Regions from separate parts of the Homo sapiens genome. Here region 1 is linked to region 2. A link is a loop called in an ENCODE intact Hi-C map of the cell type or tissue named here. Cell type or tissue: endothelial cell of umbilical vein. All regions are shown on one strand. Links, peaks and the distances in the headings refer to the core of each region. The heading gives the core; the rest is flanking DNA.

Region 1 (16,913 bases), core at 6,439-11,438, 99 kb after region 2:
ATATGTGGCTGGGCACGGTGGCTCACACTTGTAATCCCAGCATTTTGGGAGGCTGAGACGGGCAGATTATGAGGTCAGGAGATCGAGACTATCCTGGCTAACACGGTGAAACCCCGTCTTTACCAAAAATACAAAAAAATCAGCCGGGCGTGGTGGCGGGCACCTGTAGTCCCAGCTACTTGGGAGGCTCAGACAGGAGAATGGCGTGAACCCAGGAGGCGGAGCTTGCAGTGAGCTGAGATAGCACCACTGCACTCCAGCCTGGGTGACAGAGCGAGACTCCACCTCAAAAAAAAAAAAAAATTTCTATATGCAATTTTTATTAGCTTTTCTTTGTGTATGCATGTGTGTGTGTGTGTATGGGGCGGGGGGTGGTGAGGATCAATGTTAGACTCTTTTAGTTAAAAAAAAGACCTTTTCCCCTCTCTGCTCTGAGACAGCTTAAATTATATTGTAATTATGTATTTAAAGAGTTGGTACGTTTTCTCTGTGAAACTATTTATGTCTGATGTTTTTATGAGAGGAAGTTCTTAGACAACTCTCCTATCTCTTCTTCTTTTTAAATTAGTCTGTTTGGCCAGGCATGGTGGCTCATGCCTGTAATCCCAGCACTTTGGGAGGCCGAGGTGGGTGGATCACTTGAGGTCAGGAGTTCGAGACCAGCCTGGCCAACATGGTGAAACCCCGTCTCTACTAAAAATACAAAAATTAGCCGGGCACGGTGGCAGGCACCTATAATCTCAGCTACTTGGAAAGCTGAGGCAGAAGAACTGCTGGAACCGGGGAGGCGGAGGTTGCAGTGAGCTGAGATCATGCCATTGCACTCCAGCCCAGGCTGACAACAGCAAGACTCTGTCTCAAAAATAAAGTAAATAAATAAATAAATAGATTAGTCTTAGGATTCTTTTCAGCTACTCTTTTGTTTGTTTTTGTTTAAGACAGGGTCTCACTCTGTCACTCAGGCTGGCGTGCAGTGGTGCTATGTTGGCTCACTGCAACCTCTGCTTCTCAGGCTCAAGCGATCCTCCCACCTCAGCCTTCCAAGTATCTGGGACTATAGGCAAACACCACTACATCTGACTAATTTTTTTGTATTTTTGGTAGAGATGGGGTTTCACCGCATTGCCTAGGCTGGTCTTGAACTCAAGTGATCCGCCCGCCTCGGCCTCCCGAAGTTCTGGGAGCTACCACTCCCAGCCCCTTTTTGGCTATTCTTATTGAGAACCTTGAAGACGACCCAGGAGGAAATTGTTTTTATGGCTAAAAAATAGTAGCTAACATCAGTTCCCATTCCCTATCATAAATATAAGATATAAAGCACCAAAATTTACATTAAGTACTAAACTCTGAGACTTTGTGAGTCCTGGCTCACTCTTCAAGACCCCATAGTACTAATGTCTTAGAGTTTGCTTCAAAACAAAGCCTATTTTGGTTTTAACTTAAGGTTTCCCTTCTGCACAATTATATATACAAGTTTATATGTAAGCTATATAGCTTTTTACAGAATTAAACCTTGTTGACTTTTACCAACTGGTAGTTCTTTCTCCATCTGCTTAATTTAAACTCATCCCTTAAGAGCTAGCTCACATGTCACTTCTACAGCCTTTCCCTGTGCCACCAGGCAGAATTAAGTACTTCTTCCTTAGTATTCTCACCATATTTGGCACACAGTACTGTCTAATCCATCTCTCCCTCCTTCCTTTTGGGACAGGCTTTCTAATACCCACATTCAATCACCTAATCATATAGATTTGCCATGCTCTGTCTAAGGAAGTCTATATATGATTCTATGGTCTATTTTTTCTAAGAATGATATTCTGAAACAGACAGTCTTAATTATTTAATTTGGGTGAGAATTCTGTGAGACCAGTCCATTACAGGCTTCTCAGACTGTAACAAAAATATTGAGAGTCAAATGCTCTAATGTGGGGGATCTGAGTGATACCTATTTGAGGGAAACAGGATACCCTATTTGAGGGAATCAGTTGAAACTCACTTTTTCATTTTCTCCTAAGACTTTAAGAAGATAACAGTGGAAACAAATAGAAGATACTCCAGTGTTAGAATGAATAAGGCCTATGAGGAGAGCTTTGATTTCTTCTGAAAATTCTGTAAGGCTCACGATAGCGAAAGAATGCAAGAAGGAATGGCAAGGCATGATTGATGGGCACAAAGAAATTAAATACTATAAATCGAAGTAAGCCTAAACAGTAAAAGAGACTCATGGTGATAATGAAGGAATGAATTGCATTGCCTTTAGTAAACCTGATGACTATTTAGAAAAAGACATATATTACCCTCATGCAGAAAGTCATGATACTTTATGAAGACCCAAAGAAAGTACACGTTACTAGGGTTTGTCTATGGGTTAAATGTGTGAGGAGGAGGAACTATGCATTATCTAGACAGAATAATAATATAACTAGCTAAAACACAAATCTCAGAATCCTAATGAAATTTTACTCAAAAATAGCACTTCAGGGCAAGACGGAAGATCACTGTTGAGTGCCTTTTGTTAAGTCACAAAAATAGGAAGGAACTGAATTATCAGACCACTTCCTGAGGAGTTTGCTTTCCTGATAAGGAGAGATCCTTTATCCAAGGCTTTTTTTTGAAAAGACTGGTTGTTTTGTGTGGTATTATAACTAGGTATCCAAGCTTGTTCAAAAATCATATCCCAATGCCTGCAGTTATGGTTCACCAGATAATCAGGGTTAGTAAGCACTTTAAATACAGCTAGTATCTGTTTGTAGGTATTTATATCTTGCATATGAAAAGGAATTATTCTCATCAAATATTTCTGTGAAGTGCAGTGAGCCGGTAGTATTATATGTATTATAGTGCAGTGGTTCTCAGAGTGTAGCCCACAGATCCCCAGCAAAGATGCTGGGGTGTGATGATGTCCTCAAAACCATTTCACAGGGTCTACAATGTCAAAATTATTTTCATAATTATACTAAGATGCTATTTGCCATTTTCACTTGTTGACATCTGTACTAATTACATACAAGCAATTGTGGGTTCAACTGCTGTCACCGTTACGTGAATCAAGGTAATGATACCAAATGGTTCTAGCAGTCTTCATATTCTTTTGCTACCACACATTTAGTTTTTAAAAAGTCAGTTTCACTTCATGTCATTGAACAAGAGGTGTAAATTAATTTTATTTACTTCTTAACTGTTAAATTAACTATTTTCAACTTTCTGTATGATTAACTGGAAATTACACATACAGCAACTCTGTCACATACTAATGGTTATCTCAAGAAAGAGTATTAGTGCAATTCTTTGAATTGCAAGCCAAATTAGCTGCTTTATTAATGAAACAGTATTTACAATAATTGACAAAGTTTGATTATTCTTCTTGAGTACGTGGTTTGAAATTATATGAAGGGAATCTGTTACTGCAAGTGAAACAAATGGCGATATTTGTTGTCAGTGAGTAAATTTCAAGCTTTCAAACAAATATGAGAATTTTGGAAAACTTGTATCTGCCCTGTGAGTTTGACAGCTTCCCATATGGTGTGAATGCCAACACCCAGGATTTAGCCAGAAGATGTAACCATATCTTGCAAGGGACTATCAGTGCCTACAGAAATGAGATAGAACTGAGTTCACTGTCAACAGGGTAAACTGGAGCTACTACTTATCTTTACTTAGCCTACTGACAATGAGCCGGAATAGCAGTGTTGAACAACCAAGAAAGTGGACTGCCATCTCAACACCAAGATATCATACAGAATTCTGCCTCCCCTATCACTCCTCCCAGTCTCAACATCAGGGGAGAAAGGGTCAAGAAAGACGAAAGGCAGAAGTGTCTGACAAACAGAAATTACCCACCTACCCTCCAAAGTTTTAAGTTCCAGATAAAGGTCTAGTCTGCCCTGGGAGGAAGTGAGAAGAGCACTGGATTAAAACTGACTGAAGTTTTAATATGAAGAGAACTGACTCTTAAATACTAGAATGAAATGAATTTTTGAAAATTATAGAATTGGTTTCAAGATGCTGTTAAGGTAACTGATATCTAATGGGAAAGGGAAGTTTGACAGGCTGGAGTTAAGAGGCAGTTATAGACAAAAAGAAAAACTGACTTGTATTAGCATCCCAACAAGTTAAGCCTCCTCAATAAAATGGTTACAACACAGGTGGACAGTTTTCCACAAATATTGGTGTTCTCAGCCTTCCATCCCCCCCATTCCTTTTTTTGTACAATCAATGGAACTGAAGAGGGATACCAGCAATGAGATCCTGGTATGAGTTCTAGCATACCATAATATTTAAGTCTAGAACTAGTCCACCAATTTGGATTAGTTCACTCCTATTTGTAGCTCTGTCTGATAAATGCTAAGTGGATAAGAACCATATTTCTACATCTGGGAGGACACCATCGGAGTCACAGATATGAATGGACAAATAAGCATTACTAATGATAGGAGATGCTGAAAGTAATAGTAAGTATTTCAAATAATAAAGTGGAGGAGATTGCTGGGAACACAGCTCATAGAGCAGAAATTAATTTGATATCTCAATGCTTTTAACTTTCACCTTTTAATGATTCAACCAAAGAAGAAACCCAAAAGGAGGCTCATCTAACAAAGAGGAAAAACCAGTGTATTTTAAATGGATGCTGTTCAACTACACAATACAGAGGAAGGAAAATGAAGGATCTAAAGAAAGAGATTAAGAGAAAAGCAAGTGAAAGGTAATCAAAAAGTAGAACCTGACTTGGGGCCGAACATGGAGGGTGGACAGGCATGAATGATAGACAGGGCGGAACAATTCCTGGATGAACGAGAGACAATAATGTAGAGTGGCTGTGACACATTGCATTATTAATACATACCGAGACTGAATTGCGGGTAATGTTCATGAATCTAACTGCAATTAGTACAGGTTTCTGGATTAGGAAGGACATGAAAAGGAAAGCAGAAGGTTAGAATGTACATGTCATTGCCTCATTAAAAGAGAAGGTTTAATCTTGCAATGGACTGAATATCCATCTTCTGCAGCACTGGAAAAAAGCGCAGCTTATCTATCTGCTTTGAAAAGTAGGTTTATAGCAAAAGGCTCTTCCCTTCCTGCCTGGATAGCCACCACTAAATTGGGCCTCTCAGAACTGAGCTCCTGAAAATTCATACTACAGAAATGTTTCACTTTTAAGTGGGATTTCTGTTTTTAATTTCTGGGGAAAAGATTTAGATAGTATCCCCTATGATGAGTTTTATTTAATATCTTTACTGCCTGCAAAAAGCCCATGCTTATGTTTGTTTTTACAGAAGACCCTTCACTACCTTAATCAACAGACCTTTGTTAAGCACTTATTCTGTGCCAGGCAGATTAAATAATAAAGGAAGAAAAAGAATTATTTTAGTGCTAATTTGCAAACTGTGAAGATATGGGAGGAAGTACTGCTGGACCCCTGAAAGAGTAAGGGCATGATGAAGCCTGCTTCTCTTTAGAGATTTATTGGGAATCTGAAATGCGTGCTCATTGTCACAATTTTATTTTACAACTGAGAGGAAGGGTGGCAAATGGGCAATAAATAAACCTTAATGCAGCAGTTTTCCAGTTATCCTGAAAACTGACTTCAGGGTAACATATATGGATAACTCCAGTTCTCAATGACCACTAATCAATAAGGCTGAAGCTATTGATTAGTGGTCATTGAGAACTGGAGTTATATGTTACTGGTTGCAAAGGAAGATATTAAAAAGTGGGCAAACCAAGGAAATAAATTATCGGTTTTACAAGGACTGTCTCAAAACCTAACCCTAAACTCAAAGAAATACTTTTTGATTACAGTAGACTCATAGATGGAATTCCATTTCCTTAAGAATCAAATGATTCCATTTAAATTCAGTTACAAATGATTAAGTTCTCTACATCCCAGGGGTCTTGGCAGGACCACCAAAAGTGACACGATTAAAGGCGGGAACAGACAGTGGAAGGAAGTGGAGAAAAAAGTTAGAAGAGGATTACGTTTTCATAGAAAGGACATGAAAAGAAAGCAAGGCAGATTATTAAGACACCAACATTTTATCTAAATACTTGATTTGAAAAATTCTGCACACTTAATCACATAGATTCTATAATGTAACTAAAGAGAGCCAGCAGATTAAACATGAGGAATCCATAGCACCTTGAGATTTGGTGACGTTTTACTTGTTTTTTATAAAAAAGATTCTGATAATAATCCTTGTATACACCACAAAAGCACATTTAAATTCCCAAGACAACTCCCATTTTTCCACTATTCCATGTGTTGCATCTTACCATTGATCTACGAATCAGTGACAACCTGGTCTTTGCCTTATTCTCAGCAAATTCCAAGCTACTGATATCTTTGAGACGAGCCTTGTATTTATTCATTTGTTCCACAACAATCAGTTCCACACAACTGAAACAGAAGGAAAGAGAAAAAAACTGTTAAGAGGTGAAGTAAATAAAGTATAGCACTCACAGACTGTTTTTGTGGTAGACAGTTGAAAGATGAAGGAAAAAATTAACATCCCTTACTTGATAAACTCAGAGACAAGGTTTAGAATGGTGGTTCACAACTTTGGCTGCACTTTAGAAGCCATCTAAAGAGCAGTTATGGCTGAGCACAGTGGTTCATGCCTGTAATCCCAGCGCTTTGGGAGGCCGAGGCGGGTGGATCACCTGAGGTCAGGAGTTCGAGACCAACCTGGCCAACATGGTGAAACCCTGTCTCTACTAAAAATACTAAATCAGCCAGGCATGGTGGTGCACGCCTATAATCTCAGCTACTTGGGAGGCTGAGGCACGAGAATCGCTTAAACCTGGGAGGTGGAGGTTGCAGTGAGCCAAGATCATGCCACTGCACTCCAGCCTAGGCGACAAGAGTAAAACTCCATCTCAAAAAATTAATTAATTAATTAATTAAAAATAATACAAAATAAAGAGCAGTTACAAATCCCAATGCCCAGGCTACACGCTACACCAATTAAATCAGACTCTCTGGGGATGGGATCCAAATATTGATATATTTTTTAAAGTTCCTTTTGCAGTCAAGATTGAGGAGAGCAAAAGAAAACCATGTTAGAAGGAAAGCAGAGCCTCAAGAAAAAAGACCAAGGTGAAATACAGGAATACTGAAGTATTAAGACCAAAGGATTCAGAGCCATTAAGACCACAGTTAGACTAGATTACAGGAAGATACTAAGTGTCCATAATTTGGTAAAATGGAAATTTAAAATCTATTTAGAAACTACAAGCAGTCCTAAAGAAAAGCCAGATTTTAAAAATAAGATGCTTTAAGACAAATGATGCTCAGTTGAATCCAGGAGTTTGCATCCTCAGCATAAGAAAACCCAGCAGTGTCCAACAATCTTCTTAAAAACACCTGAATTTATGAACCCATTCACTATGTTTGATATCTGGATACAGTGACTACATAGTCAGAAGTCCCTGAGGTCTTGCAAAGGTTATGGTAACTGGCCTTACGTGGTAGTCTTACTGATGTCCTGTACACTTTGTAGTGGGTCAGTGGTGTCAGGGCAGCGGAGAATGCAGGGCGCAAACACAATGGCCAAAGCATTAGCAGACATTCGATTAGTGTCTTCCTGCAGAGCAATCCTAAGAATTAAAACAAAACAAAAAACAAATGAGTAAGGGATAAAAAGGGAGCACCATAGGGAAATAGGCAGAAGAGATGAGCAAAAGAAGACAGTATGACATGAACTGCATAGTACTAGAAGGATATCCATTAAGTTTAAGGGTCTGCAGACTTTTCCCAAGTTGTTCCTTTGTTCCTTTGTCTCTGGAAAATGTATTTTCACTTGTTCTTTCCTTGAAGCAGTCTAGGTCAGCCGATAGCTTCCCAAGGGAAATTTGTGACCTACCTGCTCTAGGCCAAGATCACTAGATGAACATGTCCAAAGAATGCAGAATCGGCCAGGCACGGTGGCCCACACTTGTAATCCAGCACTTTGGGAGGCCAATGTGGGCAGATTACTTGTGGTCAGGAGTTTGAGACAATCTTGGCCAACATGGCAAAACCTTGTCTCTACTAACAATACAAAAATTAGCCAGGGTGTGGTGGCGCACACCTGTAATCCCAGCTATGTAGGGGGCTGAGGCAGGAGAATCACTTGAACCGGGGAGGCGGAGGTTGCAGTGAGCTGAGATTGCGTCACTGCACTCCGGCCTGGGTGACAGACTGAAACTGTGTCTCAAAAAAAAAAAAAAAAAAAAAAAAAAAAAAAAAAAAGAATGCAGAGTAGAGGCTTTAACCAAAAATAAAGATGGCTTTCTTCTCAACTACTGCTGATATTTACACACAGGGGAAGAGACACTACTCCTGACGCCTCTTTGGTCAATTCCTGAGAATGATCTGAACCCCTCATATGAATTAGGTCATTTCAATAGATTATATATCCTTTCTAGTTCAGCTGTTAGAAAACAGGCTAAACTACACACTGCCACCATGAGGCTGAAGCTGTTACATGGTTCAAACAAGGGCAGAAAAGCAACTGCCATGCATTCCAGCTCAGCTGAATATTTCTGCTCCAAGGTATCCTAACCACCTGTTTGAGACACTGACTTTATAAATAGAAGAAAAAATAAATACCTGTCAGTCTTCCAAATGGAGAAATTCCTTATCTATTTAAAATAATCCAAGAGAAACTATTAAAAATCGTTCCCTTGCTTCTTAAAGTTACCTGACTAGATGAAAGATGAGGCGTTCCAGTGTATTGAGATGAGTTCGGGAGAGTTGATCAATCACAGAGTATACACCACGGATTGTCTCCTTCCTCTCCTGAAGGCCTAAAAACAGTAAGAGCAGAAACTAAGACTAAATATCCCCCCTTATACAGTGTATCTTCCTCCCAGACACTATGAAGCAAAGAAGGCTGGCTACAGAGTTTTAGGAGTAGTTGTACCTGTAGGGCAGGAGAAGAGCAACTCACAGTAACTATTTAACTCCTTTTGCTTGAGTTCTATATTCATAAACAGTCTCCTTAGTTTGAACCTATATCACAGTAATCCTTAATAACAGCAAGGGGATAGAGATGTTCTAGTTTTTCAGTCATTGTGTAGCAGATTGATTTACCATTAAAGTCAACATAATTTATGAATCCTCAGGGCCTAAATACCTCTAGGAAGGCCTTTATCAATATCCTACGCACTTACAGCACTGAGAAACTAAACTCTGAAACCTGTTAAGCTTGGCATAAAACAGCCAGCTTTACACATAGTTCTTGCCTAGATTTCCAATTTAAATGAACATAAGCCTAATCTTAAAACTTATTTTTAATATTTTAATCTGTTTTATAACCCCAGTCTTTCCATTTCTTTGTAAGAAGCAACCAAGTGTCTCACTCAGAAAATTTTTAGGACACTAACGTTTTGATGAGTCTCTAAAAAGTCAACATTTGAATAGGTGACAGTATACTAGCCGTTTTGTATTCACTGTCAAAAGCTTACCTTTGAATCTATAAGAATTAAACCACTAGAGGATGGCTTGATAATCTATACTCAAGATGGCATTTCTTTCCCAACTATAGGCCTTCTCTCTAACCCAGGAAGCCTATGCTTACCCATAGCTCGAAGAAATTCCTCATAGAGTTCAAAGGTCATGAGAGGATTGGGCAAATCTCGAAGCCATTGTTTGAATACACTTGCAATGACGTGTATGTTATAGTCATCTAGATTTACACTCTCAGCATCTATTTAGAGACAAGAGTTAGATTAACAGAGCCAAAACATGCAAAGAGATTCAAATAATTCACTTTAGAAACTATCATCATTAAAGGAAGGCTTCATGTTTCTTTTTTTTTTTTTTTTTTGAGATGGAGTTTCACTCTTGTTGGCCAGGCTGGAGTGCAATGGTGTGATCTCAGCTCACCACAACCTCTGCCTCCCGAGTTCAAGTGATTCTCCTGCCTCAGCCTCCGGAGTAGCTGGGATTACGGGCATGCGCCGCCACGCTTAGCTAATTTTGTATTTTTAGTAGAGACGGGGTTTCTCCATGTTGGTCAGGCTGGTCTCGAACTCCCAACCTCAGGTGATCCACCTGCCTTGGCCTCCCAAAGTGGAGGGATTACAGGCGTGAGCCACCATGCCCGGCCGGCTTCATGTTTCTTAGTCAAACTGACTAACCTATTTTCCACAATGTAATTCCATGCTTTGGAACTGTGCTTCTAACTGTGGTGAAAGAATACGTCTTGTGTATTTGTTTTCCAAACCTGTTGTGGACTGAAATGTGTAAAATAAAAGATCATGGCCAGGAGCAGCGGCTCATGACTGTAATCCCAGCACTTTGGGAGACTGAGACAGGCCGATTACTTGAGGCCAGGAGACAGAAAGCAGCCTGGCCAACGTGGTGAGACCTGTCTCTACTAAAAATATAAAAATTAGCTGGGTGTGGTGGCACACGCCTATAATCCCAGCTACTTGGGAGGCTGAGGCAGAATTGCTTGAACCCAGGAGACGGAGGTTGCAGTGAGCCAAGGTCACACCATTGTACTACAGCCTGGGCAACAGAGCAAGACTGTCTCTGAATGAATGAATGAATGAATGAATGAATGTTTTCGTGCTGAAGCACTGTTATACTGCTATAAACGTCTCTACATGCTTGCTCTCAATTTCTGTACTTACCTGGTTTTGGATTTGTCCACAGACCACACTTTGAGTAACAATGGTTTACATGACAAATGAAAAAACGCATACAGGACACTTTCTGAAAGTAAGGCTAATTTTAAGTCATTCTTAGAGATAAAAGGACAGTGATAACTGAGCTTAGAAAATGTAAAGGAAACACCTTCACCCGTTTCACTTATAAACTCCCTAAGGATATACAGATTAGATGACTGGGGAAGATTCAGGATGATTGATTTTCACTTGTGCTATTTCAAGGTATCAGAGACAAAGTCAGTAACTGCCTGTAAACCAAAGTAGACCAAGTCTCTTGTAGACGGAACCTCCTGCCTGAGTCTTACCAGTCATTGTTATTATTTTCATACTCAATTCATTTCTCATTGATTTGTTCATAAGAAACAGCACTGAACACAGGTTCTTGCCCACACAAGGACATGCTTTACTCTGTTTAGTTCAAAAAGATCTATTCCTTCCCAACAGTGGTAAAATGTAGAAGTTGAGAATGAAACCAGAGTCAGTCCCCTGCATGAATTCCAGTACTAAAACTACAGCTCTACAAAGATACATGCTCAACTCACTAATTATCAGTTTGAGTAACTGTCATCAGTGTAGGCAGGCAAGAAGATGATACACAGGAAAGAGTACCCCTTGGAGTCAGAATAATAAAGAGAAAGGGGAAATAGATTATGAATTCAGAAGATCTGGGGTTAACTCCAATTTGGTCACTTATTGGCGATCAGTCTTTGGGCAAGATCTTCTGTAAGCCTCAGTTCCTTTTTCTGTAAATGGGGATAATAATATCCCTAATTCATAGGATTGTTGTGAATATTATAAAAACATTAGTACAGCACCTTGCATCATCATCAGCAGCTCATTATTTAATTTCCCTATACCTTAGTTTTTCTCTTTGTCAATCAGAGGTATCACAATCTTACTAAATTATTACAAAAATTAAATGAGATCTGTCCCAAGTGCAAATTATATGCTCAATATATGTCTGCTGAGTTGACCAAATGAAACCAAAGACTCTTTAGAAAGCCAAAAAATGATAACAAAGCATCACAGAAAAGAATGCATTCTTCTGGCTGCTAAGTAAAGGATTGACATGTAATGAAAACTTTAAGAGCATGAAAGGAACTATTTAAATAAAAGTATTTCATTATGATTTAGAGGGCACTATCTTACCTGTATCTAGACCCTGCCGAAGCTCCTTGATTTTATTAGTCGAACCAGACTTTCGATAAATACCTTCTGTATACAGTCCATGCATTTCAATGTAGTTTATGAGCTTTTCCACTACTAAAGGAACAGTTCGGTCTTCACTGGTCAAACGGGACAGTTCAACCCCAAATTGTCGAGATGACAGCTCTGGATCATACTAAATGAAAGATAATTTTTAGTTTCCAAATGCATTCAAACATCTTGAAACATGTTTAACCATTTCTTTACCAGGAGCTACTTTTTTATTTCTCTGAAGTTTTATGAGCATAGTTAGAAGAGTTGGGAGAAAGGGAATTATGTTTAAGTAAGTATAAATGAGATATTAGTTTCAATCCTTTTCCACCAGAATCTCCAAAAGAAAATAATGGAGTGAAGAATGAAGGCAGTGGCAAAGGGCTACAGCTTCTCCTATCAAAAAATTGCTTCAAAAGCAAAGGTGGGATTTGGGTGTGGGGAAAAGGGTTGGATTTTATATGCAAACAGCTTGACCACCTACCAGATACCACTAGAAAATCTACTAATTTGATAAGAATTAGAGTTGTCAGCAAGTTCTTAAGCATAAGAATGCTTTGATGTTTATATAAACTTTACGGAAGTTTAACTGAAAAATGATTTCATAATTAAAGGCAGAGGTACACACAGATCAGCCCATGACTACTGTTACAGCTCTTTTGTATGGACTTGAATAGCGTATCTGATATCACACTTTATTTATTCATGCATTCATTCATTCATTCATTTGAGACAGAGTCTCGCTCTGTCACCCAGGCTGGAGTGCAGTGATGCGATCTCAGCTCACTGCAACCTCCACCTCCCAGGTTCAAGCGATTCTCGTGCCTCAGCCTCCCAAGTAGCTGGGACTACAGGCACATGACACCACGCCCAGCTAATGTTTGTAGTTTTAGTAGAGACGGAGTTTCATCATGTTGGCCAGGCTGGTCTCGAGCTCCTGACCTCAAGTGATCTGCCCGCCTTGGCCTTCCAAAGTGCTGGGATTACAGGCATGAACCACTGTGTCCAGCCAATATTATACTTTATTAACCTATAGGTTACTTTATATCCTATGTGACTGCAACATAACAGCTTACCCTTAAGATTATTTGAAGTAATTCACTGAAAAGAAAAATGGCAGGTATTATCTCTGAGACTGAAAATTGTTTTGCAAATCTGTCTTTCCTTCTCCTGTACCATTGTCCTTCCCTAACTATATATTCCATTTTCTCCTTTAACCTGCATCCAACCAGTTGCCAAGTCAATCAGTTCATCCTCTTTATTGTTTCTTTTCTGTTCTAAGTGTCATCACCCCAGCTCAAAACTATATCACTAACCAATTAGACTATTTCAACACTTTCTTGGCGAGTTTTCCCCATATTCATATGTCTCCTTTTAATATATTCTGTAGTATATATAATCTGTTTTATTATCCTCAAAAACCTTTAGCGGCTAATTAGTATATAGCAAACTAAAGTGCAAACATTCTTGAGTCTCATACTCAAGAACTTACTTGAACTGATTCTAATTTCTACTTTCCAGCCTTACATTCATACATTTGTCATTTATGTGTTAGGTACCAAGGAAACAAAATCAAGGCCTTCTGCTTAAGACTAGTAGTGTTAGGCCCGGCACAGTGGCTCACACCTGTAATCCCAGCATTTTGTGAGGCTGAGGTGGGTGGATCACCTAAGGTCAGGAGTTCAAGACCAGCCTGGCCAACATGGTGAAACCCCATTTCTACTAAAAATACAAAAATTAGCCAGGCATAGTGGTGGGCACCTGTAATCCCAGCTACTCAGGAGGCTGAGGCAGGAGAATCACCTGAACACAGGAGGCAGAGGTTGCAGTGAGCCAAGATCACGCCACTGTACTCCAGCTTGGGCAACAAGGGCAAAACTCTGTCTCAAAAGAAAAAAAAAGAAAAAGACTAGTAGTGTTAGTGTGTGGAGATAAGTAAAATTATAAATAGATTAACTATTATGGAAACACAGAAGAGAGACAACTAGATCAGGAAAGACTGGGCTGGATAACAAACAACTAATGATCTTGAAAAGACCTGATGTTCAACCTTAGTGTTGGAAAGCAAGTAATAGATAAGTAAAGAAAGCAAGATCTTTTAGGCACAGGAAATATAAAACTACAAAGGTAGGCAGAGCAAAGTGGCTACGGAAATGAAGCTACCAGATAATTTTAAATAAAGGAATAATCAGTTTATTAGTTTTAGCAGTATTATCAGTATTATTTTGCATCATTCATGCATGTATCTACATGCTCTGCATTCCAGCTCTTAATCCTTAGAGTATTAATTTCATGTCTATTTTGACATACATTAAATTATCTTAATATCACACAACATCTCTGAAAAGCATTTCCAAGTCTAAGGCAGAATAGGACACAATCTTGGAATATTTAGAGGATGCATATTAAAAGTTTTGCCTTGTCACTATGTGAACTTGGCTAGGTTATTTCACATTTGCAACAGAAATACCTCCTTTCTACTTCAGAGGGTTGTTGTAGAGATTAAGTTGAACATACACAGCATGACAACCTGGTATACGTCAAATACTGAAAAAATTATTATAGAAATAGAATAGAATAAGGCTTGCTGTAATGATTAAATTTTAGTCAAATGTTTTCCTAATGCTGGGACACAGATGTGCAAATACATATTCTGTTTATTTAAATCCCTATGGCATTAGAAATGTTATGACTTGTGGAAGCAAAATAACAAAATACTTTTAGGTATTAAACAAAAACTTTAAAAATAACTTGATTTGAAACTAAGTAATCTAAAGCAAACATGCTAGAACATTCTATTTCTTGAAATGAAGAGACAAATTAATCTTACTATTTTCAATGGAAAAAAAAATTCTGAGTATTTTTCTAAAAATATATTTTTATAGTTTTTGTTTCATAGTTATTTTTCATTTAAACTAACTTCAATGTGTATTTTAAATAAAATCTTTATTGAGCTGTGACATACACACATTGCAAGTTACAGCTTAATGGATTTTCACAAAGACCCAGATTAAGAAACAGAATATTACCAAGCAGTTTAAAATTCCCCCAGGTCCCTTCCAGCCACTATGCCCTTTACCCTTCACAAATAACCAGTATCTGTACTTCTGTCACTAAAAATTAATTTTACCTGCTTTTGGATATTATATAAATGGAAAAACAGAGTATGTGCACCTTGAGTTAGTTTAATCTATTTTTGAACTTTGTTTAAATGTACTCTTTTGTCTCTAGCTTTCAGTCAACATTATGTTTGTATCGACAGTTTTTTTTTTTGCACTTTTTACATTTAGTGAATATTGATAGGTAAAAGTATATAAAGGTACATGGAAAAATAATCTAATTAAACTAAAGAGCTTCTACACAGCAAAAGAAACTACCATCAGAGTGAACAGGCAACCTACAGAATGAGAGAAAATTTTTGCAATCTACTCATCTGACAAAGGGCTAATATCCAGAATCTACAAAGAACTCAAACAAATTTACAAGGAAAAAACAAACAACCCCACCAAAAAGTGGGCAAAGGATATGAACAGACACTTCTCAAAAGAAGACATTTATGCAGCCAACAGACACATGAAAAAATGCTCATCATCACTGGCCATCAGAGAAATGCAAATCAAAACCACAATGAGATACCATCTCATACCAGCTGGAATGGCGATCATTAAAAAGTCAGGAAACAACAGGTGCTGGAGAGGATGTGGAGAAATAGGAACACTTTTACACTGTTGGTGGGACTATAAACTGGTTCAACCATTGTGGAAGACAGTGTGGTGATTCCTCAAGGATCTACAACTAGAAATACCATTTGACCCAGCCATACCATTACTGGGTATATACCCAAAGGATTATGAATCATGCTGCTATAAAGACACATGCACACATATGTTTATTGCGGCACTATTCACAATAGCAAAGACTTGGAACCAACCCAAATGTCCATCAATGATAGACTGGATTAAGAAAATGTGGCACATATACAGCATGGAATACTATGCAGCCATAAAAAAGGATGAGTTCATGTCCTTTGTAGGGACATGGATGAAGCTGGAAACCATCATTCTCAGCAAACTATTGCCAGGACAGAAAACCAAACACCGCATGTTCTCACTCATAGATGGGAATTGAACAATGAGAACACTTGGGTCTATGGCCATACTACCCTGAATGCGCCCGATCTCTTCTGATCTCAGAAGCTAAGCAGGGTCAGGCCTGGTTAGTACTTGGATGGGAGAACACTTGGACACAGGAAGGGGAACATCACACACTGGGGCCTGTCGTGGGGTGGGGGGAGGGGGGAGGGATAGCATTAGGAGATATACCTAATGTAAATGATGAGTTAATGGGTGCAGCACACCAACATGGCACATGTATACATATGTAACAAACCTGCACGTTGTGCACATGTACTCTAGAACTTAAAGTATAATAAAAAAAAAAAAAAGGAAAATTCCCACTAGAAGAAAAACATCTCACAGATGTAGATTCACTACTCTGCATTCTCTTCTCTCTAAAATCTAGTCTCCTAAAGTACAATTTGCCTGTGCAGCTCCCTGATGCTTGCCAACAAACTTTTTTAGTATTTGTCTGACATAAGCTGCTCCATCTTAGCTGGAAGCAAATGTCTCACTCATATTCTTTGCATTTTAATTCCTGAATCAAATTTCTCTCTGTACTTTGCCATGATTTGTCTACTGCAAACAACATGCACACACATTTATATTTCAGATTTGCATGCTATTGTAACAACTGTCAGTATGTGATTAATGAATAAGAAAATGTTGTGATCATACATCGATAAAAGCCTGAATTTTTTAAAAAGATTACCTCCTTGAAACATAAGGTATCAAACAGTATGTGTACAGTATATTTTAGATCTCTGTGTATCCAAGAGATATATGTAAAAACACCAACCATCCATGCTGGTGAATTTTGCTACTCATGTTTAAATTTGTTCATCTTTAATTGTAGCTTACTGCATTAAGGATAATTCCTAGAAGATTTATGAGCATTTAAGGAAGTATGAAACCTCAATGCAGTGTTCTTCAAATTGTGGTTTA
Region 2 (14,021 bases), core at 274-5,273:
TCTTGGATCTTAGGAGACACGATGCAGCCCATGAGCCCCCACCCCGTCCCCACTCCCAGCATCATGAGAACAACAACCATAGTATCTCAGACTCAAAGAAGGACCCTTTCACGCAGTTTGGGGATATCAGCAGACATGCCCCATACGGCCACATTGGCTGACTCCAACTGGTCAGTGTCCATTCTGACCGGTCAATGGCCACCATGCACCTGTTATTGAGTATTTTGAATATCACCCCTAGAGGTGTTCACATAGGTTTTCTCTCCCTCTGCGGTGTAAGATGCCCCTTCATTTTGTCCCTCTATCACCATAACAATCCACTTCCACAGGGAGTGTTATCCAGAAAGAGAGGAAGGACAAACCTGCAAATGCAGCCTTCACTCCACCTCCAGAGATGGTCCTGGAGATTCTTACCTAGCGGCTCATCTTCTTGTGTGTTCCCCACACCTCATGGCATATGGCCCCTGCCCCTTAGGCCCACGATGGCCCCAGATGGACAGCCCTTGGTGCAAATACTGAGCTTCCAAGATGAGCATCTGACTGTGCCCCCAGTCCCAGGAGCAGACACTAATTTGGCCATCTGGGAGGCTCTAACCAAAGAGAAACAGATGGAGAGTAAGTGCTGATCTGGCCACTGACTCAAGCTTCTGCCCTAAAGCTGAGTCCAGGAGAGCTCATCCTAGTTCTTCGGTGTATCCCTATTTTCCAAGCCTCCCATCCCAAACATTAGCGCATGGTACTGCGGAAACAGTGGGGGAAGGTGTTTGTGAGCTCAGCCTCCTTGCCAGCATGAGGAATCCTCTGCAGTGCCCCTGACATAGGTCACAGCTCTTGCCCAAACCCTTTATCAGAAATTCACCCTGTGTCCAGACAATTACATCTATTTCTTGTACAGCTCAAGGTGTCAAGAGGTCTCCTTTTACAGTTAACCAAAGTGTTTCTTACTAAGTCCCACTGTCCTTTAGAAAAGGACAGCCCTACAGCCATTGGGGAACCCCTTCCACTTTCTCCAGGCTAAAAATATCTAGTTTCCTCAACTAATCCTTTTGTGCTTCAGTTTCTGAACTCATTCGTGTTCTCAGTAAACTTGATGGATTTCCTGTATCAGCAAATGGATGAAAAGAATGATGCTGGACTTTCATTTTTATATTGGAATGATTCTTTTTCTTAAAAATGTTGGCTTTTTTCTGGTTAAAAAGTAACACAGTATTGTTTTAAGAATATGAGAAATTTGGAAAAGTATGCTCCAAACCTCTTCACCAAAAGAAAATTTGAGATTAAGCTATACTTCAAGTTTTTTCTTCTCATACATACTTTACCTACATAGCTTTTTTTCCTCATACGTATTTTAAAGATATAAATGTATCTTTATATCATAATGTATGTATAATTTGGTCACCTCTTTTCACTTAATTATTATAAGCATAAAATCTTTAAAACATGATTTTTATTATAATAAGCTATAGAACTATATAACTGAAACAATCTCCTATTTCTAAATGTTTGGGATTTTCTAGTTTTTATTTTTATTTTTATTTTTATTTTTATTTTTGAGACCAGGTCTTGCTCTGTTGCCCAGGCTGGACTGCAGTGGCACAATCATGGCTCACTGAAGCCTTGACCTCCTGGGCTCTAGTGATCCTCCCTCCTCAGCCTCCTGAGTAGCTGGGATTACAGTTATAAGCCTCCATACACGGGTGATGTTTTACTGTTTAAAACAGAATATTTTAAAAGACTTCAGTAAGTGTTCTTGTGCATAAATCTTTATATGCACCTCTTCTTATCTCTGTAAAATAGTGGGGGCGTGGAATCATGTTAAATTATGGGAAAATATTATGAATGCTTTTTGAACTCTTAATACATTTTAGCTAATTGTTCTCCAGAAAGATTATTTCGGTGTAGTCTTCCAAGCAGCAACTGAGAGCGCTTTTACAGTCATTTTGTTGCCATGATTCTTTAGTTTGTAAATTCCATGTCTCTACATTTGCCACTCTCTGAAAAGGCAGGGGGCACAGAGCACAATACGTACAGAGAAAAAACAACTCTGTGGGGAAAATAGCTGCAGTGGTTCATTCCTCTGTGTGTCTCCCACATTTATTTAGAACAGTAAAAAGCTACATGTAAATTTTCCAAAGATTTCCACTCTACCTATTTCCTCTCCAATAATGACTTGCAGATTTCCCCTTAAAGTAATTTTGCTTTGCATTTCAACATAAGTTCTTGCCGAATCTAGCTTGGCTTAAAATTATAAATAGAGCAAAGAATGAGCACTTTATTCTATTCAGGGAACTCTTTCGTTCGTTTTGGAAAAGATGTTCTAAATCATGCAAGTTGGGTGCTATGGTGTAAGTAAATAATTTTTGCCTTATCTACCCTCAGAATAGATCATGAATTCTAAATGTTCATGCTTATTTTAGAGTAGATGAGTGGGAAGGGAGTACTATTGGGTTTAAGAAACGCACATTGGCTTTGGTATCATCTCCATGACCATCACTTATTTCGTATTTGACCCTGAGCCAGCTACTGATTCACCGAGCTTCAGTTTTTTCAACTGTAACATTGCTGAGTAACCGCTGCAGTAATATATTTGAAGCTATGACCTAGATGAGGTTGGCACAGTGGGAAGGATTTCCTGTGGGCTGCTTCATTCTTCTTCAGCTGCGTGTTACCAGGGGCCTTTGGGCCACCAGTTGGTCTTAGAAAAGGTTCAGCCCCTGGAATGACCAGCGGATGGCAGTCTTCCACTTTTGAATAGTTGCTTTGTGTAGAAAATGGCCTCGTTAAGCTTTAGTCTGAACTATGAAATTTTTTATTACTGGGAATAAACACGTGTTGAGCACCTGTTACATGCCAGTCATGAACGAGACACAGCTTCCGACTCAATAAGCTCAAGAGGGAGAGACCAAAGAAAATTAAAGTTCGCAAACACTTAAGAGTACAGAGTGTGTCTTATTGCCCAATTTAAAATTAATTAATCTTTACCTAAGTGAATTGAGGTTGTAACCCCAGTCTGAATCTTCTGTTAAACTTCTAGGGACACAAAGTTTCTTCTGGCTTAATGACTCACCTTAAAAACATCTTTTCAGCTGCTTGTACTTGAGAGTGGGCCTTATCAGAAGTAAGCATCGTTGACTTTTCAGTTCTACAAATCAATGATAGGTTTAAGCCCATGTGCAATTTTTAATCACAACAGGAAAAAAACACTTTTAGAAAGTCCACCAGCCTTAGTTTGGTAACACCTAATTTCTAAGAAAGTTTTCCAGGAAAAAAATACTGAATCATTTAAATTATAAGAAATGATGCATAAAGCTGAAGTTCAAGAATAGTCATTACAGCCTTATAGTCCCTTAGGGGCCAGTTGGGCCAAGTTTAGGATTTAACTGTTGCTGGAATGAGAAGGCAGTCCCCACCAGAGGGTTGCTTAGGAATTCCATGTGTTTCTGTGTTTTATCAGCCCAGAAGTTCAATTACGAGTCATGTCCTCTTCTGACTAGCAAAGCAGATTTGGTCCTTTTAGGAACATCCTTTAAGGACAGTGGGTGGGTGTGGTTTGGAGCCTCACCTGGAAGGTTAGTCCCCACTCCCTGGTAGGGACTTCTCCTTCCCCTTGCTTCTGCTGACAGGCTTCCTGGACCAGGTCGTGAGTGGGGAGCTCCTTTCATGTTTACACTTGTTGGGCTTTTCACTGAAGGTGTTGTAATAAAATGAAACTCCTCTACAGGCCTCATCCATGTGATGTCCTCCCATTGGGCACTGGCATGGTCCTTCATATTCTTCTTTTAAATTAGGTATATGGGGATGTGAAGACACTTTCCCAAATGTATGTGCATTACTTGGTTTTGAAAGCAGAAAATTAAGTTAGCTAGTCAGATGGAAATTACTTGGAAACAAGTAGCCTAAGGGTTGGAAACATGAAGATAACTGAAATTCTGTTTACCTTTTATTCTTTTTTTTTTTTTTTTTTTTGAGATGGAGTCTCACTCTGTCACCCAGGCTAGAGTACAGTGGCATGATTTCGGCTTACTGCATCACTGCAACCTCCACCTCCCGGGTTCAAGCGATTCTTCTGTTTCAGCCTCCCAAGTAGCTGGAATTACAGGTGCACACCATCATGCCCAGTTAATTTTTGTATTTTTAGTAGAGATGGGGTTTCACTATGTTGGCCAGGCTGGTCTCAAACTCCTGACCTCAGGTGATCCACCTGCCTCAGCCTCCGAAAGTGCTGGGATTACAGGTGTGAGCCACCACACCTGGCCTACATTGTATTCTTTACAAGAGTATTTAAATGTCTTGAGTTTTAAAGTTAGGAAGAAAACCAGATCATACATGGCTGAAACAAACAAACAAACAAACAAACAAACAAATCCTTTAGCCTAGAATATTCCAATTATTGTAACAAATTTTAAGCTAAAGGACTGAGTCATTGTCCCAGATTTCTAATAGCAATCTAGCAAAATAGCAAAGGACATGAAATATGCAAATAGCAAAATAGCAAAGGACATGAAAAATGTCTGCAAACCTGTAGGGGAGGAAAAATGTTTCCTCTGCATTCTTAGGTTCTCTGGCTGCAGTCTGTGAATTAAGCTGACAAAAGATTAACAGATAAAAAGCATACCAATTTTGTTTGATGTTAATATTTTTGTAGTGGCATGGGGGGCTTCATAGGAAAGAAGTGACAACCCCAGAGAAGCAGTTAGACTTGAGGGATTATATACCATTTTAACAAAGGGTGATAAACTATGGAGAAGTGATTAGACAAAGGAAAGGGGCTGGGGCTTCTAGGGACAGTAAATTGTGAGAAATTGACTAAGAAAAATATGGGGGAAATTGACAGAAGATAAGGGTCCTTTTATTAAAGTTTATTTGTGCAGACTTGTCTTGGAGTCAACTCCCCATCTCCAGTGATAAGAATCTTCTCTTCTTCCTAGCACTGGGAGGGCACCCTTCTCATGGGAAATTTATGCCCTGGTTTTAGGCAGAAATGGGGAAGGCAGAGAGCTCTTCCTGCATCTGCTATTTCTCAATAGCCTTCAGCTCAAAATAATCAACATGCCAAAGCAACATATTTTGGGGTGGCATGTTCTGATCCCCTTCAAGCCCTTTGCTCCAGAGGGAGTTTCTTCCCTAAGGGGTCAAGCCCAGCTTAGCAGTGGAAAGGTAAATGTTTGATCGCTCATGCTGGCATGTGATTTTACAAGACTAGATGTCAGCATACAAAAATGAAAGTGGAAATTTTGATAAGGAAATGAGGTTGTAAGGATTGTTTTTCCCTTTTCTCAATTTTTATTTAAATTCTATTGCTTTATTTTCTAAAATAATACGGGTAGAACTCAAACATTGACTCTATTTTTAAGAAAAGACCCAGAAACCCTTAGAAAGGGCTTTGGTCATGTGCTAAAGGGCCACGTCTAGGATTAGAAAGTGCTAATAGATAAGAGAAATGAACAAGGCAGGGCCCAAGTCTATATGCAACTGATATTCATGGATTTACTCATGAATAAGACACTGACCTGAGAAAGAATTAGAGATGATTCGTTAGTTCCTGCTCTCACCAAGCCTGCTTCAGCAAAGACAAAAAAAAAAAAAAAAAAAAAAAAAAAGACAGGACACAAATAACCATAATACAAAGGCAGGAAGCAGCACATAGAGTGCCATGAGAATTCCAAGGCTTGAAAGAACATCTTAAATTGGACACTCAAGATAGTCTTCACAGAGGACAGAGGAGAAGGTATTTGAGGTGAGCCTTAAAGGCTTCTGATCTGTCCAGTGAAGGGAAAGAGCATTCTGGGTGGAGGGAATGACAGGGGCAAGGGCTCTGTGAGCCTTTTATGTGATCAGGGAATAATAGCCACTCTGAGTCTGTCCAGAAGGAGGTATGGGGGATAGGATAATAGGAAATTAGTCTAGAAGAATTGGGTCAATTGGGGCCATATTATAGAAAACCCTTAATGCTAGAAGTCCATATGTGACTTCTGTTAGGAATGGGATAACTTCAGAGGGAATTTTTAGCATGGAGTTCTCAACACCTGGCAGCCCAATGCATTGGAAAAGCTGGTGAGGTTGAGCAAGAAGCTACAGCCACAGTCCAGGGTAAGAAAGTAAACTGTGCTGGGAACCATGGATGGAAAGGGGCAAGACAGGTTAGAGAAATGTGGCAGAACTAGAGTCTGTGAGACCTAATGATTGTCTAGATGTTGGAAGCAAGAGGGTAGGAGAATAGTCAACTTTTAAATCCAGGTAGAAACTTGAAAGCAAATCAGAAAAATAAAAGGAGGAATGGTAACGGTGGTGAAGGTGTACATGCTGGATTCAAGGTATCTGTAGGACACCCAGATAAGGACGCCCCAAAAATGTTTGAAAAGATAAAGTTTAGGTGTGGTGGCACACACCTGTAATCCCAGCACTTTGGGAGGCCGAGGCAGGCGGATCTCTTGCGCTCAGGAGTTTGAGACCAGCCTGGGCAACATGGCAAAATCCCGTCTCTACAAAAAAATACAAAAATTAGCTGGACATGGTCGTGAGCACCTGGAGCTACTCAGGAGGCTGAGGTGGGAGGATCACTTGACCCCAAGAGGTTGAAGCTGCAGTGAGCTGAGATCACGCCACCTGGGTGATGCAATCCTATCTGGGTGACAAAGCGAGAACCTGTCTCGAAAAAAAGAAAAGACACGATAAGATGAGAACCAAAATAAGGGCACATTCCAACGTATGGCAAGACAGATGGAAAATGCTCTATGAGCTTTGGGCTGTGACTCAGGAATGTTTTCACTGTATCCTAGGAGAGGACAGTGTGATTGTAGTAGAAAAATCACTAATAGATATTTGGCTTTAAGTGAAGATTTTATCCCTATGAGGCTTAGTTTCTCTATCTTGGAGTGGGAATGTAGGGGTTGAAGCCCCTTATACCATTTACTGGGCACCTCCCATCTGCAAAGCACATTATACAGTCTCCATAGCCCTGTCAGAAATGTGTTTCTATGCCAGTTGTCTAGATGAGCATGCCAAAGGTAGGAGGGGCTGGGTCACTTGCTCCAGGCCGCACAGCTAGTGAGGATATCAACACTGATGTACCTGGTTCCAAAGCCAAGCTCTCCCTCTATACCAAGCTGTCTCCCAATCCCCTCATAGCTGTGACCTTCAGAGACTGGAACAATTTGCCTTAATATCAGGCAGCAACATTGAGGTGACAGACTTAAGTCCCCCTATTTTTCCAACCCAGACTTGGCTACTAGCAGGTAGAAATATGCCCAGGTTTTCATGCACCCATTCTTCTTCAGCTGAATATATATATATTTTTTTATTTTTATTTTTAGAGACAGGGTCTTCTCACTCTGTTGCCCAGGCTGGAGTGCAGTCGTGCAGTCATAGCTCAGTGTAGCCTCAACCTCCTGGGCTCAAGCGATCCTCCCACTTCAGCCTCCCAAAGCTCTGGTACCACAGGCGTGAGCCACAATACCCGGCCAAGCTGAATATATTTTTGAAAGCAAAAGCTGGGAAGGATAGTCTAACAAGTATAAGTGTATTAATTGCAGTGGCAAGATTGGATATTTGGAATTTGGAATGAAGCCCAACCCAGAAAATCTAAGACAGAGAATTGCCATACTGATATCTCATAATGGAGTAGGCTATGCACGAGAAGCTGCCAGATATTTCTAGGGGAAACAGACGGCAGGAAAATGAAGCATTCCATCCTCCTTTCCATCATTTGAAAGTGGCTTCAGCAGCTGCCAGGGCCTCCTGACTAATGTGCCCTTCCCCTGTCTCACAGTGCTCAGCGGAGTGTGGGGCCGGAGTGCGGACACGCTCGGTGGTGTGCATGACCAACCATGTCAGCAGCCTGCCCCTGGAGGGCTGTGGGAACAACCGGCCGGCAGAGGCCACCCCATGTGACAACGGACCCTGCACGGGCAAGGTGGAGTGGTTTGCCGGGAGCTGGAGTCAGGTGAGTGGCCAGAACTGGGTATGTCTGCCTGTGTCAGGCAAAAGGCAGCATACCAGAGGGGTTAGGAACCAGGACTTTGTGTCAGGTGTCCCAGCTTTGAATCCCAGCAGTGCCACTGTCTATCTGTGACCCTGGAGAAGCTATTTATATTTCTGGAGCCTCAGTCAGTCAACAGTATTCATTGAGCACCTACGGTGTGCTCATCTAAGTACTTGGGTTACATCAGTGAGCAACACAAATATCTCTGCCCTCAGGGGGCTTATGGCCTAGCATGCTTTCCTCATCTATACAATGCTGGCAGTGATGGTACCTTATGAGGTTATTTTTAGAAGAAATGAAATTGTGTACATAAAGTATGTAGCACAGTGCCTGACACAAAATAAATGGTGGCTGCTGCTATTATTCCTGTTAATAAAGCCAGTTTTTCTGTATTTGACAGTATCAGAAGCAGAAATTTTAAAAGTTGGAATTGTTCATTATGAAGAATAAATAATACTGAATACTTTAATAATTGATGAATTACATTTTCCCTCACTCTTCCAAAATTGAACGTGAACCCCACTAAGAAAATGTGGAAATGACTGCCTTGGTTTGATTATCATCAGTATTGGAGTTCTTGAGCCACTTAGCATTTGGCTCCCAGGGCTGGCTGGTTCTCCAAGGACTGTTTGGCTTATGATCATGATTTACACATTATCAAGACCTCTGGCTCCATATAGAATTTTATTTCTTTTAAGTAGCATTAAAAACTGACCTTGGAAAAAAATGCACTGCCTTATCCTTGTAAATTGACACAAGCCCTTGGGAAAGCAATTTGGCAATAAAAGTCAGGAACCATAAAAATGTTCCTTTGCCTTAACCCAGTCACCCCACTCCTGGGGATTCATTTTAAGGAAATAATTAACAAAAGAAAAAAAACAGCCTTTTTCAACAGAGATGTTCATGACAGCAGGATGGTTACAGATATTATGGCATATCATAACTCAGTAAAATATAAGGTGACAATGACAGCGATCGTTAGGAAGATGTGAAAGTGCATGTGGTATAATGGCAAGTGAGAAATAGAATGTGAAAATATTCAAACCCTATCATCTCTGCCACTTCAATGTAGAGTTTTTATGCAAAAAGCATAGGGAAATGTTTTTCTATTCAAATTCCCTTTAATGTTTTTTAAAATATAGAGAATTCAGAAAGAATTCAAGTACTTCCAGTGCTACTCTGGTGAATATCAAAGTTAGACACATTTGCTAACTGATCCCAGCTTGACTTCTCATGAGTTTTCTGGCTCTAGGTGAGTGATTTAACCTCTCTGAGCCTGTTTCCTCATCTGAATATGAAGGTAATCATATCAACCTCTTAAGGTTGTTACGAGGTTTTCATAAGATGCTATACATAAAGAGAATTACCCATTGCTTGGGATATGGGAAACACTTAATAAATATTGGTTCCCATCTCTCTATGTTTATTTTTTCTGCCAGCTATTTCTATCTCATTACTGGTAGTAAAATACATAGGACCTAAACCCCAAAGATAATTCAGCAGCGACTGTATATAGGACACCAATTATACCAAATATCCATAGATGTGTGAAATCATATCAGATCATTACAGTCACACACGTGAAGATAAGCAGTACAATCGAACTCATATGTCTACCATTCTTAGAAGAGAAGGGAGCAGGATTCAGGGCCTTTTTTGCTTGTGGCTTCCTATTGACTTTAGACCTAAGCTTAAAGAACCAAGGGTGGTATGAACCCTGGCAAAGACAACCTTTATTTCTGCTAAGATTAGAAACAAAGGATTTGTTGCCCTGTTGTCCAAAAGGGTCAAGATACAATTGAATGTGGCCAAGGGTTTTGGTTCTGGATTTATAAGGATGTCAGGGCCTGCTGGAAATTCCCTGCCCTAGGAATTTGACATTATCCCCAAAGAAAATGAAATAAGAGCATGCTTATTTCTTGAAAGGTAAGTTTTAAACATTAACTGGCTTCAGAATATAAAAATAAATGTTCCTTCTCACCATATGGGTTGAATGAAAGTTGGTATTTCGAATACCCCACCAGCCTGGTCACAGTGATTAGTCCAGGAGTAGACATGTGATCCAACAGGTGGATGTGTGACCCAAGCTGAGCCACAGAATCCTTCCCAAGGACATTTCATTTGTGTTTTAGGGAAGAGACTCACTAAGAGGTTGTGAGCTCAAGGGCTGGCAGTGGCCCTACTGAGGCTTGTGCAAAAAGCCAGTCTGAGAGAATGAGACCTAAGTCCATGGAGAGGCAGAGACCAAGGAGTTTCTGGCTTTAGAGTCTTTCTGACTCCACCAAGAAAGGAATATATTCCATTTCTGCTGCTTCCCAGATCCCTGGAAACTAACTAGGAGTATATCAAGCTTAGGGAGTCTTTTTCTACTCTGGAGGCACAGTAGCCCAACTCTTACTCATGAGAGTCTACCAAGTCTATTATTTATGCCCAGAATTATTTCCTTTCTTCTCTATCAATTCTGAGTTTACTGCAACCTTAGATTGTCTTAGTTCCGGGGAGATCTGTCACAGTCTCTAGTCTTCAGGAGCAGCCATTTTGTCTGCCTCTGGGTCTGGATTGCATTTTATTGATTGCATTTATTGCAATAGATATATTTATTCTCATCTCTTCGCGAATCAGTGATCCACAAAAGTGCAACTGCAGGAATTCTTTAGGTACAGAAACATGCCTAATTGCCATCACTTCTCACTGAAAGCATTTATCCCTATTAAATATTACTTTTTCTCATGTGTGCTTTTCTCTGTGGATTACATTTTATCTACTATTTGAATTACTCCATCTTGTTTCTTATTGTTGATTTTCACCTGATGTATCTTCATCAATTTCTTAATTTTCAAACGTTCTATGTATTTTTAAGGTATGTCTTTCAGGACTATTTTTGTCTTTATTTTTACCCAATCTATAAACCTCTGTATTTTAAGAGTTAAATTTTAACCATTTATATTTATTGTAATCACTTATATGTTTGGACTTTTCCCTACCATCTTATTTTGTGTTTTCTATTTTCATGCTTTCTTGCTTCTTTCCTCTTTCCTTTCAACATGCTTGTTATTAGTCAGGTTTTCTTAATTCCATTTTTTCCCCTCCAACATTTTGGAAGTTATAAATCTTCTAGTGGTATTTCTTCTGTGATAAGATTCAAATTTTTAGCACAGAATTTTAAACTTTTATGTCTCCATTAGTGTCAAGTTATCAGTGACCACATCCTCTCCTAAAAGAAAATAGAAGCCTTCCCCTTTTATTTACCTCCACTCTCTCAATCTACAATATCTCCAAAAAGATGTTGATATTATCTGGATCTAGCTCCAGATTAATGTTAATTTTATAGAAAATATAGATTTAAATTTTAAAATAGTTTTCTGCTTTCCCCCCAAAGATTTTTTTATTGAAATATAATTCACGTACCATAAAATTTACCCTTTAAAAATATAGAATTCATTGGTTTTTAGTAAATTCACAAAGTTGTACAACCATATTCAGCATTATCCAATTCCAGCACATTTTTATCATTCCAAAAAGACACCTGGCATCCATTAGTAATAACGGCTTTTATTGGTGTCTTTGCCAGCTCCTTCTTTTATGTCCTGTGTCTTCTTCCTGGTTCTTTTTTATTTTGCTAAAGACTATAACCCAGGAAGTCTTTCAAATAGGATTTGTAAGTGGTAAGGTTTCTGAGCCCTTGAATACCTGAAAATGACTTCATTTTGCACTTTGACACGAATGCTTCTGGCAGATGACTCACTGCTTCCTCTTCCTTGGCACAGTCAGGCCAGCCCGGCTGCTCTTGGCCAGTAACTCAGCTGATCACTCATTGTCCTGAGGCCTCCATCCTGATCTCCATGTCCACCACCAATATAGCCTGAAGCACATGAGTTTTGCTAGAGCTCCTCCTCTGTGTGCATTTGGACTATAGTTTCCTTCTTCAATTTGATCTCATCTGTCTTTCATTGTTCAAAGATTCCCCATAATTTCTGGTCCATCAAGGCTGATTGCCCTTTCTTGTCTTCAAATGCTGTCTCATGCGCGTGTGCAAACACACACACACACACACACACACACACAGAGATAGAGATACACACACATGAACACATTCATTCACTTTCCAGACGCACATATTCTGCCATTTCTGAGCATTTACAGTAAGAGAAGGCTGAGACGGGCTCATTCTCCCTGAAGTACACAATCTCTTCAAGGACTTGCCAAAAATAGCAGAAGATAACTACAAGTTTTGATCAAAGTTTGCAGTCTTCTGTTCTGCCACACACTTAGTACAGATGTAGGATCTCATAGCATTGAGGGGTCTTTCAGATTATGTTTTCAAACCCCTCACTTTCTCTTTTCAGATAAGACCACAGCGACCTGGGAAAGTGCAACGTCTTAGCCAAAGACACAGAACTATTTAGCGACACTGTCTAGACTCTAGTTTCCATGTCTCCTGACTTCAGTCTAGTGTTCCACCCCTGCCGCCCACCCCTGCCCCATCCTCATTCCTCCTGCAGGAGAGGCCAGACCTTTGCCTGCTGCAGCTTGTGGCTCTTCTCCTGCCTTCAGTTCTTCCATTGCCTGCAGCACTTGAAAGAAAAGGACAAGACACGAATACACTCCAAATCATAAACTAACATGGAAGAAAATAGGAGAAACAGAGTGGGAAATCTTATAGTTTTTTTTTGGCTGGGCACAGTGGCTCACGCCTATAATCCCAGCACTTTGGGAGGCCAAGGCAGGCAGATCACTTGAGGTGTCAGGAGTTTGAGACCACCCTGGCCAATATGACAAAACCCCATCTCTACTAAAAATACAAAAATTAGCCAAGCATAGGGGCTCACACCTGTAGTCCCAACTACTTAGGAGGCTGAGGTAGGAGAATTGCTTGAACCTGGGAGGCAGAGGTTGCAGTGAGCCGAGATTGCACCACTGCACTCTAGCCTGGGCAACAGAGCAAGACTCCATCTCAAAAAAAAAATTTTTTTTTAGTAAAAAAATCCCGTAGTTTTTTAATGCTACGAAGATGGCAAAAAAGAAGACATAGACAAAGCAGAAACTGATGGCCTCTGCTATTTCATGCCCTGTGTGACTACTTCATCATTTGTTGGTTTGGGGGTTTTATAATTTTTTTTTTCTGTAGATGCGTGTTTTTCTTTCTCTCTATTTTTATTTGATTGTGTGGCTGCCTATGGACAGCAAAGCTAATATTTAGAGTTTGAACTGCAGACATTGTTGCAGGCTTCTTATAAAGGTAGTCGATTCTTTAAAGTCTATAATAAAGTACATAGACCACAGCTTTACAACTTTAAATCAAAAAGTATTAAGAGGCTGGGCACAGTGGCTCACGCCTGTAATCCCAGAACGATGGGAGGCCGAGGCAGGAGGATTGGTTGAGGCCAGGAGTTCAAGACCAGCCTGGGCAATATAATGAGACCCTGTCTCTAAAAACAAATTTTTTTTTTTTTAAACAGAGTCTTGCTCGTCACCCAGGCTGGAGTGCAGTGGCACGATCTTGGCTCACTGCAACCTCTACCTCCCAGGTTCCAGTGATTATCTTGCCTCAGCCTCCTGACCCCAGGCGATTTGCTCACCTTGGCCTCCCAAAGTGCTAGGATTATAGGAGTGAGCCACCGCGCCTGGCCCCCGTCTCTAAAAAAAATTGTTTTAATTAGTCGGGCAAGGCCTGGCATGGTGGCTCATGCCTGTAATCCCAGCACTTTGAGAGGCCGAGGCAGGCAGATCATTTGGGTTCAGGAGTTCAAGACCAGCCTGGGCAACATGGCAAAACCCCATCTCTACAAAAAAATACAAAAATTAGCCAGGTGTGGTGACATATGCCTGTAATTCCCAGCTACTCTGGAGGCTGAGGTGGGATGATCACTTGAGTCTGGGGAGTGGAGGTTGCAGTGAGCCAAGATCACTCCGCTGCACTCCAGCCTGGGTGACAGAGTGAGATCCTGCCTCAAAAAAAAAATAAATAAATAAAAGAACGAATGAACCAGGCAAGGCAGTGCACACCTGTGGTCCCAGCTACTCTGGAGGCTGAGGTGAG

What was found. Hi-C counts contacts between places; a loop is a spot of excess contacts. Peaks named below come from ENCODE experiments on the same cell type or tissue, not always from the same donor. Only the 100,000 strongest peaks of a DNase experiment are listed, where the experiment ranks them.
Region 1: it touches region 2 in a loop (3-fold over the local background); 1 of 110 quality-filtered maps calls a loop at or near these places.

What each region holds. Positions count from the first base shown.
Region 1 is chr15:71,842,572-71,859,484 of GRCh38, forward strand. MYO9A (myosin IXA) reads right to left here. Exons shown (of 42, transcript NM_006901.4): 35 at 11,806-11,998; 36 at 9,561-9,689; 37 at 8,682-8,787; 38 at 7,465-7,596; 39 at 6,274-6,397. It also overlaps the pseudogene RNA5SP399. Among named protein-coding and RNA genes, the nearest start is that of NR2E3, 40 kb to the left of the region's middle. In endothelial cell of umbilical vein, for the core only: a CTCF peak has its summit at 8,448 (motif pointing left); no DNase peak of the experiment used is centred there.
Region 2 is chr15:71,750,134-71,764,154 of GRCh38, forward strand. THSD4 (thrombospondin type 1 domain containing 4) reads left to right here. Exons shown (of 18, transcript NM_024817.3): 15 at 7,769-7,942. Among named protein-coding and RNA genes, the nearest start is that of NR2E3, 53 kb to the right of the region's middle. RefSeq lists an enhancer at 11,095-12,294. In endothelial cell of umbilical vein, for the core only: a CTCF peak has its summit at 2,719 (motif pointing right); a DNase peak (open chromatin) is centred at 2,718; H3K27ac peaks cover 1,438 bases.